2 separate regions of the Homo sapiens genome follow, and region 1 is linked to region 2. Evidence: chromatin loops called from intact Hi-C (ENCODE). Cell type or tissue: MCF 10A. All regions are shown on one strand. Links, peaks and the distances in the headings refer to the core of each region. The heading gives the core; the rest is flanking DNA. Region 1 overlaps PLEKHA5 (pleckstrin homology domain containing A5). Region 2 overlaps LOC101928387 (a long non-coding RNA gene).

Region 1 (10,714 bases), core at 2,346-7,345, 340 kb before region 2:
GCTGAATATTGGAGACACTTTTGGTTACAGTTTAAGTGAAACTTGCCAGCTTCATCCTAAAATGCATGTACTGAATGGATTTAACATTTATTAGCTTTTTCCATGTTTATTTTTCTGCCTAACAGAATATAATAGGGATGGAGGGAAGCCATAAGTAAAGTGTTGCCCTTGCTGTGTACTTGCCAGGAGGTTGGAAGTAAATTTCAGATTATCAGCAGTTAAAGTGGGGTCTCCTCCCCTGAAGAATGAAATATCCTGTTGTAGTTCTTTGAAAGTGCCATAGTAGCTGGTGTTTATTTTATGAGGGAAAAAGAAAATTTTGAAAAAAATTTTTTTTCTTAACAGGGCAGATCAAGCATAAGCTGCCCTGCTGAGCAATCATTTTATGATTAGGAGTCCCTAAAAGGTTCCATAGAGCCAACTATAAGTCATTTGTTTGAAACTGGAGTAACAGGTTTCCATAGGAGCTGATTGTAGCCAAACCATTTGATGATATTTGGTTGTAAGATAGAGAAGAAGGAGCACACTGGTTGTTTTGGCTCCTGTACCCTACTGGTTATTAAGGATTTTTCATAGTATCCCTGGTGGTTAGATTCCCAAGCCAGGCCATGAAAGATAGTATTTTACCCTGTGCTATATCTGAAGACCAGACTAACAGTATCACACACCCTAACCACACTGAAGAAAATATCTCTTTTAAAAATGTATTCAGTGGCTGGGCACAGTGGCTCATGCCTGTAATCCCAAAACTTTGGGAGGCCAAGGCAGGTGCATCACCTGAGGGCAGGAGTTCGAGACCAGCCTGGCCAACGTATAGTGAAACCTCGTCTCTACTAAAAACACAAAAATTAGCCAGGCATGGTGGTGGGCACCTGTAATCTCAGCTACTTGGGAGGCTGAGACAGGAGAATCACTTGAATCCGGGAGGTGGAGGCAGAGGTTGTGGTGAGCCAAGATCACGCCACTGCACTACAGCCCGGGCGACAGAGTGAGACTCCGTCTGAAAAAAAAAAAAAATTACTCAGTGTGGCCAGGCACTGTGGCTCACGCCTGTAATCCCAAGACTTTGGGAGGCCAAGGTGGGTGGATCACCTGAGGTCAGGATTCCGAGACCAGCCTGGGACAACATGGTGAAAGCCCATCTCTACTAAAAACACAAAAATTAGCCGGGCCTGGTGGTGTGTGCCTGTAATGCCAGCTACTTGGTAGGCTGAGGAATGAGAATCACTTGAAGCTAGGAAGCAGAGGTTGCAGTGAGCCAAGATCATGCCCTGCACTCCAGCCTGGGTAACAGAGCAAGACTCTATCTCAAAAAAAAAAAAAAAATGTATTCAGTGTGCAAACCTCAGATCTTAGGAACACGTATGCCTTCTTCAGCAGATCTAACATTGGGAGTAGGGACTTGAAGTTTCTCAGTCTTGTCACTTACTAGATCTACGCTAGTTTCTAGTTCTTGGCTCCTGTAGCCTGGACCAGGTCTGGTTGGGTTGAGCAAAAGAATGAAATTAGGCGTTTAGAAACTAGACCAGGAGCTGAAGACAGGAAGCAGTCAAAAACTCTCCATGAGTGAAGAGGTAGCACTTTTTTGATCCAGGCATGAAAGGAGTATTAATAGGAATGGGGAAGTTGGAACGTGTTTCCCTCCATATTCCTCACGTCTATTTTAGCTTTTCCTTCCATTTGTTTCTTACTCTTTTTCTTTCTAACATTCTCTGCTAGTGTTTGAAGAGCAGTTGTGAGGGAACTTAAATGATATTCCCCTTTTCCTTTTCCCTAATAACCTTCCTGCCAGATTTTCAAGTAGGCAATGATAACAGCAGGTGAGATATTAGGAACTGTGACTACGAAGTATGTAGATGGAGATGTGCAGAAGGATCCAGAGACTTAGAGCAATGCTTCACATGCTTTTGGTAAGCATGCTCCCTACTGTGGGTAAACCAAACATGTACCAACCCCCCCAGAATTATGATATTCTACTGCAGTAACCAGCCTCTTCTTTTAACATCAGATAGCTAAAGGACGTTATCCTCAAAGTCATGGAAAAGCAGGAAGTTTTTCATGACAAATCAGTTTGCCATAGTACAGTTAAAAAAAAAAAAATACAGGCCGGGCGCGGTGGCTCACGCCTGTAATCCCAGCACTTTGGGAGGCCGAGGCAGGTGGATCATGAGGTCAGGAGATCGAGACCATCCTGGCTAACAAGGTGAAACCCCGTCTCTACTAAAAATACAAAAAATTAGCCGGGCGCGGTGGCGGGCGCCTGTAGTCCCAGCTACTGGGGAGGCTGAGGCAGGAGAATGGCGTGAACCCGGGAAGCGGAGCTTGCAGTGAGCCGAGATTGCGCCACTGCAGTCCGCAGTCCGGCCTGGGCGACAGAGCGAGGCTCCGTCTCAAAAAAAAAAAAAAAAAAAAAATACAGTGCAAGCATACCTATGTATTCTTTTTTGCATGAAAATGTTTAAGGTTTGCCAGAGTCAATAGCTAAATCCTTCTTTATAATTTACCAGTAAATTATTATTTTTTTTTTTTTTTTGAGAATGAAAAACATTTCATGTTTATTTGGAGATCCAGTAGACTGGGGATAGATTGTCAACAGAGTCAGCACCTATATATGTGTCTTTTTATCAGTACATTTTTTAAAAAACAATTATCAAATTCTGAGGAGGAGGGTAAGAAAATCTTTTTTGGGCTGGGCACAGTGGCTCACGCCTGTAATCCCAGCACTTTGGGAGGCCAAGGTGGGTGGATCACCTGAGGTCAGGAGTTTGAGACAGCCTGGCCAACATGGTGAACCCCATCTCTACTAAAAATACAAAAAATTAGCCGGGCATAGTAGTGCGTACCACCCGCTACTTGGCAGGCTGAGGCAGGAGAATTGCTTGAACCTGGGAGGCAGAGGTTGCAGTGAACCGAGATCGCACCACTGCACTCCAGCCTAGGCAACAGAGGGAGACACCATCTCCAAAAAAAGAAGAGGAGTAGGAGGGACAGAGATAAAACTGAGAAAATCCTTGAGCAGGATATGAAATAATAATAATGGCAGAACTGTAAGACTAAATGGATAATGGAGTAAATTAGAATTTAATATGTGTCTCTTAAATTGGCCTATTTAGTGCTCTTACATTATTATCATGGGTCTGTTCTTAGCAGTAATCTGTCCTATTTTTTTAGCTTTTTTTTTTTTTTTTTTTTTGTAACCTATCTCAGTGCTAACTGGGGAAGATCTCCGTCTCTTGGTGTCCCTGCCTCAGCCTCCCGAGTAGCTGTGATTACAGGCACCCACCACCACGCCTGGTGAATTTTTGTATTTTTAGTAGAGATAGGGTTTCACCATGTTGGCCAGGCTGGTCTCGAACTCCTGCCCTCAGGTGATCCACCCGCCTCAGCCTCCCAAAGTGCTGGGATTACAGGTGTAAGCCACCGCGCCTGGCCCAAAGCTTGTCATCTTTATCCCTCAAGTCCCTCACCAAAAAGCTAAAGCAAAAAAATAAAATAATTTAAAAAAAATGGTTCAGAATATCAGTTGCTATTAACGTTGGTCATGTCACAAGCATTTATTGAATACATCTTCCTTCAGAAGGAACTCACTGGGCTTTGAGAGCCGTCAGCACTCTTGCTTTACTATTTGCTTAGACTAGGAACTTAAGGCTGGCACCTTAAAACCCCCAGCGGAAAAGAGGATAACACATAGAGAAAGTGAGGCCGAGTCTCCTCTACAGGCTATGGCTGGGACAGCCTGACACCAGTCTCTCACAGTCTGGCTGACTGATGAAGAAGAAGAAAAACAAGTGGCAGAATAACTGGAAGGACCTAAGGTATGACAAGCCTCCTTGGCATCCTGCCTGCCTCTCCATCACTGTAAGGATGGAGATTTTCCAAATTTGTGAAAATGGCAGAATTAAGTCAGACAAGTGCCTGGAGTTCTATTATGTTCTCCTAAAATCTTGTCTGCCCAACATCAGCATGTATTAAAGTTAAACTGATGACTTTAAACTGGAATTAAATGTACTTTAAAAACAGTTTCACTGAAAATGGAAAAATCATGAGATTCTGTAGAACTGTCTGAACAGATTTTTTTTAGCTGATTACATGTTGGCATGGTGTTTGCTCAGGAGAACAAAGGCTACCATAACACCTTATGTATATGAGATCCCTCATTACCATTTAGTCAGCAAATCTTGGCAATGCTTCTCCTGAATCTTTAGTCAGCAAATCATTTAGTCAGCAAATCTCTGTAATGCTTCTCCTGAATCTTTGCACGCACATAGCAATATTCCTGGTCTCACATCTAGATTTCGTCACGTATCCCGTTTTATTGTATAATAGTCTTGGATATTCCTCATCTTAATTTCCCTGGCTTTGGATAATAAGTTTGTTAACTGTAAGCCTCCACTCTCACATTTGTAACAGAGTAGTAATGTGAACCTTTAAGGGTTGTTAGGGATTAATTGAGGTAATATCTATAAACTTCTGAACACAGTAAGAGGAGCTTGTAAGCCCTCGGTAAATGGGAAGTCTGTGACTGCTGAAATTGAAATTAGGTCCAGTTGCTCATTTGATCTTCCTAAAGCTCCTGCCACATTATGTCTTTTAGCCAACTCAGGAAATGTCACAGACTCCTTTTGCCTTACAAAAAAAAGTCTCTTTTTGTCATTTAAGCCTTCAGTCTTCCACCACCACGCCACAACTTGTGAAATAATTCCTCCCCCATAAACCCGTTTCTCCAGCCAGTGACTCACCATTTCTCAGATACTTCCAAAGCACTCCGTTCTCTGCATGGTGTACCTGTGTAGTGCCTGTTCAACCTTACTGTGTAAGTATCACTTTACAGTTCACAAAGCACCATCCTATACAACATCCCACTTGTTTCACATACACAGGCTCTGCAGCATATGGACCAATTAACCTTTATCCCCATTAAATCAGATTCCATGACTTGCCCAAAATCATAAGCTAGAGTGAAAACCTTGTATTAATGGATTTTCTTTCATCTTTTAAAAATTCTATTTTAACTTCTTTCAAAGTTAATGGATCATTCTGTTCTTAGAGTTTGGCTGCAGTCTTTGTTACCTGAGGAATATCAGCTTCTAGCTATGGCTCTAACAAGACAGCAAAGTGAAAACAAAATGTCCCTACCTATTCTAAAATGCATAATAGTTATACAATTCTATTTTTATTTACAAAATATTATAAATACTATTTTACAGTTACAAAATTATAAAAGTAGCTCATTATACCAGGCTTTGCTTCTGTCTTAATTTTACAGTAGGTTTTGCCTCTGTCTTAATTTTATGTACATTTTTCAGCAAGTTTATTCATTCTGCAAAGATTTATGGAACTCAGGATGCAAAGATAAGCCATGATGCTAATGCCCACAATGTAGAATTCTTGTTCAAAACTTGGAAGGAAATGAGGTTGAGTATAAATGCCAAAAACATTTCTAAAATTGACCTAAAGGTGTCATTATGTTGTTGAAACATAAGCTGATAAATCTTTGAATTAATGGTAGGAATTCAGCTACTCAGTGCCATTTGTAACTTTGTAAGAACACAGTTAACCATTGATAAAATCCAGATCCTTCTATCTAGAAGTTATTTTAATTTTGATTTAAAATTTGGACGGGTGCGGTGGCTCACACCTGTAATCCTAGCACTTTGGGAGGCCGAGGTGGGCGGATCACCTGAGGTTGGGAGTTCAAGACCAGCCTGACCAACATGGAGAAACCCCATCTCTACTAAAAAAAAAAAAAAAAAAAAATACAAAATTAGCCTGGTGTGGTGGCACATACCTGTAATCCCAGCTACTCAGGATCCTGAGGCAGGAGAATCTCTTTTACCCAGGAGGCGGAGGTCATGGTGAGCCGAGATCGCGCCATTGCATTCCAGCCTGGGCAACAAGAGCGAAACTCCGTCTCAAAAATAAAATAAAATTCAAGTATATTTTAGAATAGATTTATCCATGGCAAGAACAAGTACCTTTTTGACTAACAGAGATGTAAGATTTTCACTTCAGGAATGTTTTTTCACTTAAAAATGGTAGATTTTAGTGTATCCTTAAAATATTTGCAAAGAAGAAAATGTGACAATTTCAAACCTTATGTTCACAGTAAAAGATTTTTTTTAATTCATCTTGAGTTCTTTTAATATTTCCTGTTTCCTGTGGATGCCAGGGATAAACATAGTAGTAGCCTTGCTTGAAATTAAAGGAACAGGGATTAGGAAAAGGCCATTAAACAAGGAAAATACATTAAGCTACTGAAGTAAAAAAAAAATCAGATCTGTAAAACTTATCCCTAGCCAAATGTAAGTAAATTATTTGGAATGGCACTAGCCCAGGCCTTCAAAGTTTGCTTTCAAATATACCACAAGGACATAATCTATCTTCCTTGAAGAAAAGGGGAAATATTATAAAGTCTAGCTATATCTTTAAAAATATTGTTGATTCTTATGACTATATAACAATAGTAATGTTTGCAGGTTTTACTTACAGGAAAAAACGTATGATAATTTATTCAAATTACTTTAAAACTTCTGAAGTAATCTCAATAACCCCTTCAGTTATAAAGAGACTTATTTACATTCTTCTGTTACTGAAGTCACTTCACATTTCCCTGCTTCCTGTTGAAGAGTGGTTTCAATAGGTAGCATACCCTTCAATCTCAGGTTCTTGGACTTTCAGGTGTGCCTAGAGAGAGTGGAAGGCAAATTTACATTGTTATTATCTAAATGACCTATTTATAAAGACCCCTGCATTCCCTAAAGCCTCACCCTGGGCACATCAAATTCTTTAGCTTTTTAGTTTTGCTGCACATCTTAAGAGCTTATTGATGTAGACACAGAAGGACATTCTTGAGAAAATGGAGTATTCTGTGATTACGCTATGGAGTTTTTTGCTTTTGTTAAGACAGATTCCCAACTGAAAAAATCTTTTCCGAAGAAGTCATTAAGAACTCAGGAAAAAGTCCCTTTTTCTCTTAAATGGAAAATGACAGCAAGAGATGGGTCTTCTTCTTAGTTAACAGTGAAGGACAGAAGCTCTGCTCTGTATCCACCCACACTGTTCAAGAAAAAGGAACTATTGGCACAGAATTCAGACTCAAGTAAACTAAGTTACAAGACAGCTTGAGCAAAGGTTTCCCCTCCTGCAAATGACTTGCAGATCATGGGGAAAATCATACTTGCTTTACTGGTCCTCTGTCGCCGAGGCTGGAGTGCAGTGGCATGATTTTGGCTCACTGCAACCTCTACCTCCCAGGTTCAAGTGATTCTCCTGACTCAGCCACCTGAGTAGCTAGGATTACAGGCGCCCACCACCACACCCAGCTAATTTTGGTATTTTTTATTAGAGATGGGGTTTCACCATGTTAGCCAGGCTGGTCTTGAACTCCTGACCTCAAGTGGTCCTCCCACCTTGGCCTCCCAAAGTGCTGCCGTTACAGATGTGAGCCACCACCCCCAGCCTACTGGTGTAGAATTTTTAGACCTGGTATCTAATATGATAGCCACTAGCAACATGTGGCTATTTAAATTTGTAGTTACATATATATATAAGTAAAAACATGTCCTCAGTCATGCTAGCCCCATTTCAAGTAGTCAATATTGAACTACACAGATGTGGAACATTTCCATCATCACAGAAAGTTCTGTTGGACAGCACTGTTCTGTATGAAATTTTTTTTTTTTTTTTTTTTTTTTTTTTTTTTTGAGATGGAGTCCTGCTCTGTTGCCCGGACTGGAGTGCAGCAGCGCCATCTCGGCTCACTGCAACCTCCATTTCCCGGGTTCAACTGATTCTCCTGTCTCAGCCTCCTGAGTGAGTGAGACTACAGGCGCACACCACCGCACCCAGCTAATTTTTGCATTTTTAGTAGAGACGGGGTTTCACCATGTTGGCCAGGCTGGTCTCGAACTCCTGAACTCAGGTGATCCACCCACCTCAGCCTCCCAGAGTGAGTCACCGCATCCAGCCTCTAGATTATTATATAAACTTTTAAGAGAGCAATTAAGCCACTGCTTAATCACTTGTTATTTTTAAAGGGAGTATGGAGAATTAATTTTTTCTAAGGATGAATTATATGAATGACCATCTTGGCTCTGCTCACTACTCATCTCTTTTCCCCCTCCCCAAATGATTCAGGAGCATTTTACCTCATGAGTTAGAATATCCTATTTTTTCTGAGTTCAGAGCTGGTCCAATTTCTCCAGAGATAGATTTGAAACAGACATTTAAAAGCTACTAAAGTAGCTGGCACAGTGGCGCAAGGCTATATAGTCCCAGCTACCAGGTAGACTGAGGCAGAAAGATCACTTGAGTCCAGGAGTTGTGGGCTTTTGTGCACTATGCCGATCAGGTGTCCACACTAAGTTCAGCATCAATATGGCAACCTCCTGGGAACGGAGGACCACTGGGCTGCCTAAGGAGGGGTGAGCCAGCCCAGTAGGAAATGCAGCAGGTCAAGACTTCTGTGCTGATCAGTAGTGGGATCACATCTGTGAATAAGCACTGCACTCAAGCCTGGGCAACATAGTGAGACCCCGTTGTTTTTGTTTTTGTTTTTTTAAGATATCCTTTCTTTGAGCTTTTTTTTTTTTTTTTTTTTTCTTGAGACATGATCTGGCTTTGTCACCCAGGAGTGCAGTGGCAATCATGGCTCACTGCAGCCTCAACCCCCTAGGCTGAAGTGATCCTTCTGCCTCAGCCTCTCAAGTAACTGGGACCACAGGCCTGCACCACCATGCCCAGCTAATTTTTTGTAGAGGGGGGGGTTTCACCATGTTGCCCATGCTGGTCTTGAACTCCTGGCCTCAAGTGATCCACCTGCCTTGGCCTCCCAAAGTGCTGGTACTATAGGCGTGAGCCACCGCGCATGGCCGAGACCCCATCTCTTAAGAAAAAGAGTAACTGGCCAGGCACGGTGGCTCACGCCTGTAATCCCAACACTTTGGGAATCCTGAGGTCAGGCGTTCAAGACCAGCCTGGCCAACATGGTGAAACCCGGTCTCTACTAAAAACTCAAAAATTAGCCGGGCGTAGTAGTGGGCACCTGTAATCCCAGCTACTCACGAGGCTGAGGCAAGAGAATCGATTGAACCAGGGAGGTGGAGGTTGCAGTGAGCTGAGATTGCGCCATTGCACATCAGCTTTTAAAAGGCAGTTAAAATCTCTTAATGCTATATCTTAGACAACAAGAAAATATTTTAATCTAGATCCAATATTTGTGTTTACTTAGTTTGAAGTTTTTTATCTTTGATAGTTGTGCAATTACCTTGATCAGTATCTGATATCAACTCATCTGGACCTTGAAAAATTCTTTGGCAGTCATGTTTACTTGAATTGATGCCAGGATAGGACCATGGTTCACAAGCCTGACTTCTCAGAACTGACAGTAAATCTTCAGAAAGACAAAAACAAAGTACAATACTCAAGGCTGTCTTTCCCCCAGTCCCCAATAAGAATTGCCAGGGCCCAGACCTGTAAAGGTTTTAAATCTCCACAGGTAGTTTTATGGGGGCCGGGGGGCTTTTTTTTTTTTCTTTTGCCAGATATGAGAACTACACCAAAGAAAGAAGAAAAGTCAGCTGGATGTGATGCCTCATGCCTGTAATCCTACCACTTTGGGAGGCCAACACGGGTGGATCTCTTGAGCCCAGGAGTTCGAGACTAGCCTGGCCAACATGGCGAAACCCCTTCTCTCTTTCTTTTTTTAAAATTTTTTAGTTAGAAATGAAAAAAAGAAAGAAGTCTAGGTTTTCTGAAACAAGCACTGTCTTGGTGCTACCTTTTTTCATGTGTGGACACATAGAAAGCGAGGATATTTGTACAGCACCTTGAAACAAATAAGCAGGAGGTGATGTCATGAGCCTTAGCCCTGCAGGGACCAGACTAGGCCTTCTGAAGCTGAGGTGGTCCTTGTCCCCACACCTTGTAACCCATTTCCAGCCCATGGGTGTCAGTTGGGAAATTCTACACAAGATCCTAGTAGATGTAATTACATATAATTCAGTGGTTTTTGATGATGGGGTTTTAAAATCAAGTTATTCAATAGGTGGGGTGCAGTGGCTCACGCCTGTAATTCCAGCACTTTGGGAGGCCGAGGAGGGCAGATCACAAGGTCGGGAGTTCAAGACCAGCCTGACCAACATGGTAAAACTCCGTCTCTACTAAAAATACAAAAATTAGCCTGACAGGGTGATGAGCGCCTGTAATCCCAGCTACTCAGGAGGCTGAGGCAGGAGAATCACTTGAACCTGGGAGGCAGAGGTTGCAGTGAGCCAAGATGGCACTGCTGCACTCCAGCCTGGGTGACAGCGAGACTGTGTCTCAAAAAAAAAAAAAAAAGACCCAGCACGGATGGCTTGAGGCCTGTAATTCCAGCACTTTGGGAGGCCAAGGCGGACGAATCACCTGAGATCAGGAGTTTGAGACCAGCCTGACTACCGTGGAGAAACCCCGTCTCTACTAAAAATACAAAAAATTAACTGGGCATTGTGGCACATGCCTGTAATCCCAGCTGCTCGGGAGTCTGAGACAGGAGAATCGCTTCAACCTGGGAGTCGGAGGTTGCAGTGAGCCAAGATTGCGCCATTGCCCTCCAGCCTGGGGCAACAACAGCAAAACTCCATCTCAAAAAAAAAAAAAAAAAAAAAAACAACTATGAAGACTGGGCGCGGTGGCTCTACTAAAAATACAAAAAATTGGCTGGACTTGGTGGCGC
Region 2 (10,714 bases), core at 2,269-7,268:
TTAGGTGGAATTTAATCATGGACCAAACAACCTACATACCAGCATTTGGGAAGGTCTACTTTTGAGAGTGAGGATTTCAATAGCCAAAGGTCATGAATAGGAAGAGGAGAAAGCATTTGAGCAAAGGCATCTGTATAAACAAAGACACAGGGCTGCAGCATTGGGACAGTAAATGCTAGCTGCTTCATTAGGCAAATCCCGAATTCCAGTGTTGTAACAAAATACATGTATTTTTCACTTACGTAAAACCTGATATAGGTCAGACAATCCTCTTTCGTCATGTAGCTATGCCATTTGGAGCATGTGCCCTCCAAGGTGACTGGCAGGGGAGGAGAGAGGTGAACGCACTTGGCTCACAACTGCATTCACCTGGAAGTGATGCCTGTCATGAGCAGAACCAGTCAAAGGGCCCCATTCTTAGTGCCCAAGGGCCTGGAAGAGTGGACGTTTCCATGGGTATTGGTGAGCATCGGACTGACCAGCATGGTGGGAAAGTAGGAGGAAAACTGTTCAGTTGGGAGTGTATACAATTCTGGAAGGGGGTGATGTGAGGTAAGAGCTGGGAAAAAACCAGCTGTAATGATTACAGCAAGAACATGAACTCAGGGCTAAGGATTTTAAGGGTTAATAGGAATATCTTTATATTTTTGAGCGGGGACTAATACTAGACCCTTCTTCACAAATAATAGTTACCACAGGAAATAGATTTAAGGAGAAACAGCATAAATGAGGCAGTGATTCTGAAGCCAAATTTGAAAAACACTATGGTAGTAGAATTGATAGAAATTCTCAACAACTTCATGTACACAGGGGAACAGAGAAAACTAAGAAGAGGGAGACATTGAAGACCAATCTAAGGCCTCTTGTCTTGAAGGTTGGATAGATGATGTTAAATGAAACAGAATATCACAGGAAAAGCAAGCTTTGAAGAGCAGCATGATGATTGTGCCAAGTAATTCACTGCTGCACCTGCTGGGTTTTATGAGCCAGAGGGATATCAAGACGCAGATGCCCAAGAGACAAACATTTCGGTCTGGAGGGAAAGCAGAGATTGGGACTGCCATTCAGAAGATAGCTAAAGGTCTGGGAGTGAATGAGATCTCTGAGTGGCCTAAGTGCAGAGGTATAGGAGCAGGTGGCAGAAAAAGAGCCTTCCACACTACATTTGGGCCCTTTTTTTAGTGCAGACGGGAGAGAAAGTTAAGATGTGAAGAAGCCAGAGGAGTGATAAGAGAGGCCTGGGGACGATAGGGATGGAGGGGAGGGTTGGGGGTGTGGCTCAGACCTGCCTGGCTTGCTGGCATGTGGCTGGAAGAAAAAAAATCAACATGTGCTGCCAGGAATCAGTTTAAACTTTCAAACCTCAGATGAGCCTACAGAGCCTTCCCGAAATCTTCTTGTATTCTCCCTAGTGAATTCACCTTCCCGCTTCCAAAAAGGAATATTCTACACTTTCTCCTCTCTCATTAAGCCTTCAACACTCCCTCCCATTCCTTACTCTTGGTCGATAACCTTGTTTCTTGTGTCATTAAGAAAAATGGGCTGAGTGCAGTGGCTCACACCTGTAATCCCAGCACTTTGGGAGGCCAAGTCGGGTGGCTCACTTGAGGTCAGGAGTTGGAGACCAGCCTGGCCAACATGGTGAAACCTCGTCTCTACTAAAAATACAAAATTAACCAGGTGTGGTAGCTGGTGCTTGTAATCCCAGCTACTTGGGAGGCTGAGGCAGGAGAATTGCTTGAACCTGGGAGGCGGAGCTTGCAGTGAGCCGAGATCGCGCCGTTGCACTCCAGCCTGGGCAACAAGCGTGAAACTCTGACTCAAAAAAGAAAAGAAAAAAAGAGAGACAATGACCTCATCTTCCCACCACCACATCTACCCGGGGGTCCGCGCTCCCTCCATGCCTCCATGTGTGCAATGATGTCCTCCTCATCTGGTTCCCCCTGCATCACTCTGACCTCCTCTCTCCTGGATCGTCTCCATCAGCACATACATGTGTTGAAATATCTCCCATCTTGAAAAGCTCTTCCTAGCACCCCCACCCCCTCCCATTTCTACCTCACTTATCATTCCTTGATAGCAAAACTCCTCAGCAGGATTTCCCAGCTTAACGGCCTTCGCCTGGTGTTCTCTATTTCACACTAATCAATCCTGTTCTCATATTCTGCTTAGAGGGCTCTTGCCAACATCCGCAATGACATTCATCTTGCCAAATCCAGTGGTCCGTTCTTGGTATTCATTTACCTGAATGCTTACAAGCTTCTGACAAAATTGATCACTTCCTCCCTATTGAAATGCTCACTTCTGGGACCCCTAACTGCCATGGTTTCCTCTTTACCTTGCTTGGCCTTCCTTCTCGGTTTCTTTAGCTGGCTGCTCTAAACGCAGGAGCGCCCCAGGCCTCTGTCCCTGGATTGTTCTCTACCCACACTTGCTCTCTGCATGACCTTATTCAGCTATTTGGTTACATGTACTATCTCCATACACAGGACTTCCAAGTTTTCTCCAGTTCTGACCTTTCCATTGAGTTTTAGATTTCTGTATCCATCACCTATTTGACATCTGTAACGGAATGACTAATAGCAACTTAAACCCAACTGCCCAAAATAGAACTATTGGTTCCCTGCCACACCACTTCCAAGTCCTCCCAGCACTCAAGCCCTCCCTGTCTTCCAGCTCTCCATTTCCCTTCCTCCCCCACAGACCACACCATCCCTCCACTGGCTTTTGCAACAGCCTCTGGAGTGGCCTTTCTATTTCCACTCTTGCCTCTTCCCATACTTAGGATGTACTCTGTGCCATAGCCAGAGTGATCCTTTTCAAATGGAAATTAGGCCATGTTACTTCACATAAAGGTTTTCCATAACCTTTATAATAAAACCCAGCACCCCTTCTGGGGACTCCAAGGCCCTATGTGCCCTCTTCTTTCTGACCTCATCTCTCTCTGGCTACTCCTTGCTTTGCTTGTCCCGTTCTAGCCATACCAGCTTCCTCTTGTTCCTCCAACAACCAAGGATGCCTGGATGCCACAGCCTTTGCATTGCTGTTCCCTTTGCCTTACTTTCTCCCAGGTGCCTAGTGGCTCACTCCCTCACTTGCTTCATCAGGTCTCTGCTCAAATATCACCTCCCAAGAGAAGCATGCCTTGACAATCCTGTCTAAAACGGCCACTCCCTACACCCTTTCTAGCCTTTTTGTTATGTTTGGTTTTTCCTCATGGTCCTTGTCACTACCTAAATTTATATCTGTTTCCTTTTAAATTGTCTGCCTCTAATACTAGAACATGAGATGCACAAGGGCAGAATAAGGGAGAACGATCTGCTTTATTTACACCTGTGTCCAGTGTTGACTACGGGCCTACTGCTCAGCGGTACAGCTGTCTAGACTGTCTGCTCTCTTACTGTGTCTGGCACACAGCAGGAAGTCAATAAATATGTACTGAATGAATGAATGAGCACATTTTATTGTGCAGAATCTTGCAAACCACAGTGAGTGGGATATGACAGGGATAACCCATGAACAGCCTTCATTTCCCGTTTTTAAGATTTTGGCTTTCTTGTTTTTGAGAAAGGGTTTCACTCTGTCACCCAGGCCATAGTGCAGTGATGTCATCACAGCTGACTGCAGCCTTAACTTTCCCCTAGTGTATTCACCTTCTCACTTCCAAAGTGATCCTCCTGCTACAGCCTCCTGAGTAGTTGGGACCACAGGCGTGCACCACCATGTCTGGCTAATTAAAAAAAATTTTTTTTTTTTTTTGTAGAAATGGTGTCTCCCTATGTTGTCCAGGCAAATCTCGAGCTCCTGGGCTTAGGCAATCCTCCCACCTCAACCTCCCAATGTGCTGGGATTACAGATGTGAGCCACTGTGCCCAGCCTGCCCCCGCCTCTTTTTTTTTTTTTTTAACCTTTTTGTTTAACTTTTCCCTTCACCCCATCCCAATCCATCTACATGTATGCACACTTATTTGGAAAGCAGGTTTGAGGTAAAAACAAAGACCTTCACTATATTTTGCTTTGACAGAAGGAAAGAGGAAGAGTTTCTATTAAAATCTATCATATGAATAGTGTGACTTAAGTCCTGTTTCAGGAGATAAAAATAGCTTTCTGGACTGGTTAAAGTCCCCCAGAAACAATACAGTTAATTTAATTTATTTTTTTGAGACAGAGTCTCCCTCTGTCGCCCGGGCTGGAGTACAGGGGTGCGATCTCAGCTCACTGCAACCTCTGCTTCCCAGGTTCAAGTGATTCTCATGCCTCAGCCTCCCAAGTAGCTGGGATTACAGGTGCCCACCACCATGCCTGCTAATTTTTGTATTTTCAGTAGAGATGGCGTTTCACCATGTTGGCCAGGCTGGTCTCAAATTCCTGACCTCAAGTGATCTGCCCGCCTTGGCCTCCCAAAGTGCTGGGATTACAGGCCGGAGCCACTCTGCCCAGCTGACAATACAGTTAAGAACGATTTTTATTTTAACTCTTATCACTTTGTAATTTTGACTCAATCCTTTTCAGGACCATTTTTGTTAATAAATATCAAAATGTAAAAAATAAAATTCCAGTTACCACATAGATGTGTATCCATCACCTATTTGCTATCTGTAATGGGATAGGGGTAGATGTGGTAACTGGAAACATTCAGATTCCACACGCAAATTCTGGCTTCTCCATTTTTCATACCTTCATCCTCAATGGCTCCTCTTTCCCCTCCTAATTTCTCCAGCTCCTCAGCACTCCCTCAGAAAATTAAACCTTTTTTTTTTAATTGCAAGAATTGCATAACTTGGGAAAAAAGGCCGTAAAGTGTTAGAGATCATGCTGCCATCTAAAGGATGGAAACGGTAGGAGGCTTGCCTTGTTAGCAAAAGCCAGAGACAAAACTGGGAATTTCATTAGCGGAGAGGCAGGTAAGAACCACTCAGCCTGCTGAGAAAAGCTCTTGTTCTCTTCGGTGACCTAAGGAAATGAAGGTTGCTGGGTAATTAGCATAAGTGTCTGCAACAGATTTAAAGGCAGGAAATCACATTTGGATCTGCTTTTACTCCCCTTTTTTATTTTTGGTGGTTGGTGTGTGTGTGTGTGTGTGTGTGTGTGTGTGTGTGTGTGTGTGTGTGTAGTAGGAGAAGGAGATTTTTTTTTCTTCTCACAAAAAAAGAGTTTAAAAAGATTAACATGGTTGTCTTTGGGTGATGAAAATGTGGTATTTTATCCCTCTTTGTTTCATTTCTCTGAAGTGTCTTCAAAGTACATTATTACTTAAGTGATTTAAAAAATGATTTAATTTTTAAATTTAAATAGGGGTAGGAGCAAGGTTGTTCCAGAAAAGTCTATGCCTTGTGAAGATCGAATTAAAAGAAATCTTTGATCACACTGAAAATCAATTACACTGAAGAGTTAATCCGACATTTTGTGTTTTCGTTCTTTGAAGAGGCCTATTTCCTAGGCTCCGCTTGAAAAAAAAAAAGACAGGTTTAAATTGCAGAACAAATTTAAGTTAGAATTCTAGAAAATAGTTGGATAGTTCAATAATCTATCTATCTAAGCAGCCCCAGGATGCTCACAGAACTGCATTTGGGCTGACAAACGGAGAGTTTGAAGAGAGCCACACACATGCCAAATGACAGGAAAACCCTCAAAATGTTTACCAAAGTAAACATGCCTGGTCTGCAAGGCTTACAGCTGAAACAGACAGATGAAGGAACTTGAGGGTTCCATTGCTAGAGCACTTTCTGGAGGAAAACTGGAGATAATATACATTATGAACTGAGGTTGGGATTTAGGACCAATCTTTTAGTGTCTAGCCATGGAGCCTCAGGGATTTACTAGCAGAGAGGATCAGAGAAAAGCTAAGCAGGCAAGACAAGCCTGGTGTGAGTTCTTGCATTTATAGGTCTTCGTGGATTTATGTTCTACAACTGACATCTGCTGAATAATAATAATAGCTGGCGTTTGTTGAGGAGTTATTCTGTGCCAGAAATTGTGCTAAGTGCTTTGAAGATATTATGTCACTTAATCTACCTCCAAATCTGATCGATAAGTGCTAATAATATAGCATATTAAATAACATTCCCCAAAACCGAGGAATTTCATTTATTTCCCTAAATTCACACAGCTAATATGTAGGTACAGTACAGTCTGAGTCCATAAATTTAGCAACAATACTGTAAGGCCTCACTAACATCATCAATAAGTTCCTGGAAACTTCAACTTTAAGTGAAAGGAGGTACAGCAAGTCCTCAAATAGCATTTCCTTCAATGTCTCATTTTGTTACAACATTGATAAAAAAAAATTGGTTTTGTTATACATAATTTCACTTAAAGTCAGTTTCCAAGAATCTATCAATAATGATAAGTGAGAACTTACTGTACTCTGTTATCCTAGCTAGAACTTGTCTTCAGTTTTGCTTGCATAACCCCTACCGGAATTTTGATAATCAATACTTGCATACTTTTATGTTGACATATACTGTTTTTCATCATAAGTCAAAAACCTTACAAAAGATGTAATATATGTTTTAAAACACTCTTAAGAGGCTGGTCACAGTGGTTCATGCCTGTAATCTCAACACTTTGGGAAGCTAAGGTGGGAGGATCTCTTGAGGCCAGGAGTTTGAGACAGCTTGGGCAACATAGTGAGACCCCATTTCTGCAAAAAATTTACAAAAATTAGCCAGGTGTGGTGGGCCGTACCTGTAGTCCCAGCTCCTGGGGAGGCTGAGGTGGGAGGATTGCTTGACCTCAGGAGTTTGAGCTTGCAATGAGCTTTCATGGCTTCACTGCACTCCAGCCTGGGCAACAGAGGGAGACCTTGTCTCTAAAAACACAAAAAAGATGAAAAATAAAACACTCTTAAAATATTTGATATTTGAAATTGTATTTTTACCCTACTTCTCTTACAGAATTTTATCATAATGTAACATATTTTTGCACTTCTATGGTTGTTCAAGGTGATGGTTAGTTTTTGTGTCAACTTGTCTAGGCTATAGTTCCCAGTTGTTCAATCAACACTGTCTAAGTATTGCTGACAAGGCATTTTACAGATGTTGTTAACATCTACAATCAGTTGACTTTAAGTAAAGGTTAACATCTACAATCAGTTTACTTGAGTTAAAGGAGACCATCCTTGATAATGTGGGTGGTTGAATTAGTTTGTACTTGCACTGCTATAAAGAAATACCTGAGACTAGGCAATTTATAAAGAAAAGAGGTTTAATTGGCTTATGGTTCTGCAGGCTGTACAGGAAGCATGACTGGGGAGGCTTCAGGAAACTTACAATCTTGGTGGAAGGCGAAGGGGAAGCATGCACCTCTTACATGGCCGGAGCAAGAGGAAGGTGGGGGAGGTGCCACTCACTTTTAAACAACCAGATCGCGTGAGCACTCTATCAGGAGAAGAGCACCAAAGGGGGAAATCTGTCGCCATGATTCAATCACCTCTCACCAAACCCACCTCCAACATTAGGGATTATTATTTAACATGACAGTTGGGTGGGGACACAAATCCAAACCATGTCAGTGGTGATTCATCTAGTTAGGTGAAGGCCCTAAGAGCAAAAATTGAGAAAGATTTTCTGAAGATGAAAACTCAAGACTGCAACATTAACTCCTGCCTGAGTCTCCAGCCTGTCAGCCTACCCCACAGATTTGTTAAAATATAAACTAAGTCACATTCAAATTTGGGTGGACAATGAATCATAAGTTGGGCAGTTCCAGACCATAGGCAGTTCAGGGCTCCAGAAAAGGAGAACAAGGGGGAGCTTTTATATGGTGAATGTGGAAGCAAGGCAAAGCAATCATTCCAGTGGAAAGTCCCTAGCTAGAGGTGAGGTGGTGGTTTCTGACAGGCCTGGACTATGACCATTTACATCTAGTTGGGTTTCAGTTTGCTTACATAGGAACCCAGGGTGCTGGAGCTGCCGTGGTTTAATGGCCTTCCAAAAATTATTTCAACAGATTTCAGGATTCCAAGGCTCCACAATCAAATGAGTCAATTACAAAAAAAAAAAAAAAAACAAAAAACAACAACAAAAAAACTCTTTCTCTCCCTCTTTCTGGCTGTCCATTATCTTCTGTTTCTCTTGAGTCCCTGGATACATTCACCCTAGTAAACTTAAACGCAGCAGCAACAACAAATATATAAAATTGAAGTTAAAAATTACCTATAATTTTTTGTGATGATAAGGTTACTAGTGTTAAAATATTTCTTTGGCATCAAATTATCACTGTAATTATTAATAGTCTGCAGCTACTCAAAATGGTATAAATGTATTAAAACATTTGGTAATTATTTTTAAAAAGGAGAAATATATAGAAAATGCATCTCAATTAGATTCACTGAGGGGTATGTTTGTGAAACTATGGGGGCTTGATTAAAATAATTAATGTAATTGTATCTTTGGTTCTAGAACCATCTTAAGGTTTGAGATGGGTGACAGGTAGACCTTTTTTTTTTTTTTTTTTTTTTTTTTTTGGTAAATCAGGAGAAAAATGACCAAGAAATAGGAGAGTGCATTATCAGGCTGTTAACAGTTATAGGAAGAGTACCTGTAAAAGCAGAGGATAGGAAGACGGATTACTTTAAAACCCTCGGGGACCTAGTAACTTCTAAAATCTTTTTGCATCTCTGGAGCAACTGTGCCCCCCTTGGAAGGCTGTTGCTTATTTCTCTGGGTTTCAAAGTTACCCTGTTTCACTCTCAAATATCCTAGTCGTGGACCTGGTTTGAACTTAGCAATTTTGGCAAATCTCTGGTTTTCGCCTATTTTCTGGCTTCTGTTAATTTGGGTGCATTGTCATCCTTTGGCTTTCATGTCCATGCTGGGTCTGGACTATCTTCCTTATTTGTTCTCAAGGCTCCTGTTCAGGGAGTTTCCTTGGTTTCCCAGCTTTTTACCTTCACAGCTTGATGTTCTGTTATTCACATCCCCAAATGGTGCGATTGAGTATGATCACCTCAGGGGGGCTAGACAGCTGTTGGAGGCTGTGGCTGGATCCGTCTGTCAGCCATCTTGCTTTTACTGATTAGTTCATGAGGGACCAATTACATTAAAAAGCATCACATTGTTCTTCTTGGAAATCTGGCCCCTTTGTCTGCTGCAAACTGTTTCCATTTTTCCTGCTTTATTTTTATATACCTTTTGGTCTTCTGTCCCTTTTAAACTTAATTGCTTTTGTACTTCCTTCCTTGGCTTTAGATTGCTTTTGTTTTGTGATTCTCTTGATAAAAGAAAAAACTTCAGCCAAATTAACTTTAAAGGAGTTTAATTGAGCAACGAACAATTCGTGAATCAGGCAGCCTTCTGAGCAGTAGTAGGCTCAGAGAGACTCCAGCGTAGCCATGTGGTGGAAGATTTATGGGCAGAAAAAGGAAAGTGACATACAGAAAGCAGAAGTGAGGTGCAGAAACAACTGGATTGGTTACAGCTCAGCGTTTGCCTTATTTGAACACGGTTTGAACAATTGGCTACATTAATTGGCCAGAACTCAGTGTAGGCTAAAGTCTGATTATACCTCCATTTGTTATAGTTCACGAAGTACAGAATAACCTTTAGGGCAAACTTAAAATATGGAAGGAAGCAGCTTTAGGCTAAACTTGATTTAGCACTCTAAATGCCAGTAAAGATCAAACTATAAAAAATAATGTTAAAATTTACTAAAATTTTGAGATGGAAGGAACATCATAAATCATAATTCCTGCATGTGTGTGAACTAGGTTTTGGGAATGTGCAGAAGTTATTTAAGCCTAGGGGGTTTCTGAGGGTATGAGAGAAGCAACCAACATTCCTCTAGGACTTTCCAACCTAGATGTGATGTGGTGCATTACACGTGCTTCTGTCATGCTTTCCATCTTGTCAACCATGCTACTGACCCTAGTGGTTGAAATAGGATGGAAGAAGAAGGATTGGTGGTTTGCCAATATTTAACCTGAACGCTTTCTCTCTCCTGGGATGCTTTTTTTTTTTTTAATTTTTTTTTTCAAGACGGAGTCTTACTCTGTCACCCAGGCTGGAGTGCAGTGGCATGATCTCAGCTCACTGCAACATACGCCTCCTGGGTTCAAGCAATTCTCCTGCCTCAGCCTCCTGAGTAGCTGCGATTATGGGCACGCACCACCATGCCTGGTTAGTTTTTGTATTTTTAGTAGAGATGGGGTTATACCATGTTGGCCAGGCTGGTCTCAAACTCTTGACCTCGTGATCCGCCCACCTCAGCCTCCCAAAGTGGTGGGATTACAGGCGTGAGCCACGGCACCCAGCCTGGGATGCTTTCTTTTGTTCTGTAGGCACCAACTTCTTCTCCTGATGGTGGATTTCTAATCTGTAGTTCTCTTGTTCCAGTGGAATGCTCTTGCTTATTTCATCTTTAGATCCTTGCAATCAGGGGGTCTACCTCTGGCTTCTGTTTGCTGAGGTTTCATTAGCTTCTCTAGGTAGCTCTATTGAATGGGATGAAAAACAACCTCTCTGCTGGCTCTTTCTCTCACACATGAAACTCACATAGTGCCCATGCTTGTCCATGTGGTTCTTTGTGTTTATTAGAAAGAGGTGCCCATTTCTCAAGACACTTTATGGGGAAGTTGTTGTAATATATACTGGTTTTGTTAGAACAAGAACTTCTATTGCCGTCTACTAGAAAGTAAATATACAAACTTACGATGACTACCATGTGAATAAATCTTGACATTAGATGTTGTACCCTTGACAGCATACAACTTGCG

What was found. Hi-C counts contacts between places; a loop is a spot of excess contacts. Peaks named below come from ENCODE experiments on the same cell type or tissue, not always from the same donor. Only the 100,000 strongest peaks of a DNase experiment are listed, where the experiment ranks them.
Region 1: a loop joins it to region 2, with 3 times the contacts of the local background. A loop is called at or near these places in 4 of 110 quality-filtered maps.

The regions. Positions count from the first base shown.
Region 1 is chr12:19,295,237-19,305,950 of GRCh38, forward strand. The region is part of intron 15 of PLEKHA5 (pleckstrin homology domain containing A5); the gene reads left to right. It also overlaps the pseudogene RN7SL67P. Among named protein-coding and RNA genes, the nearest start is that of AEBP2, 140 kb to the right of the region's middle. In MCF 10A, for the core only: no CTCF peak of the experiment used is centred there; DNase peaks (open chromatin) are centred at 4,225 and 4,735.
Region 2 is chr12:19,638,997-19,649,710 of GRCh38, forward strand. All of the region lies in intron 3 of LOC101928387 (a long non-coding RNA gene), which reads left to right. Among named protein-coding and RNA genes, the nearest start is that of AEBP2, 200 kb to the left of the region's middle. RefSeq lists enhancers at 4,635-5,194, 8,651-9,152. In MCF 10A, for the core only: a CTCF peak has its summit at 4,814; a DNase peak (open chromatin) is centred at 4,835.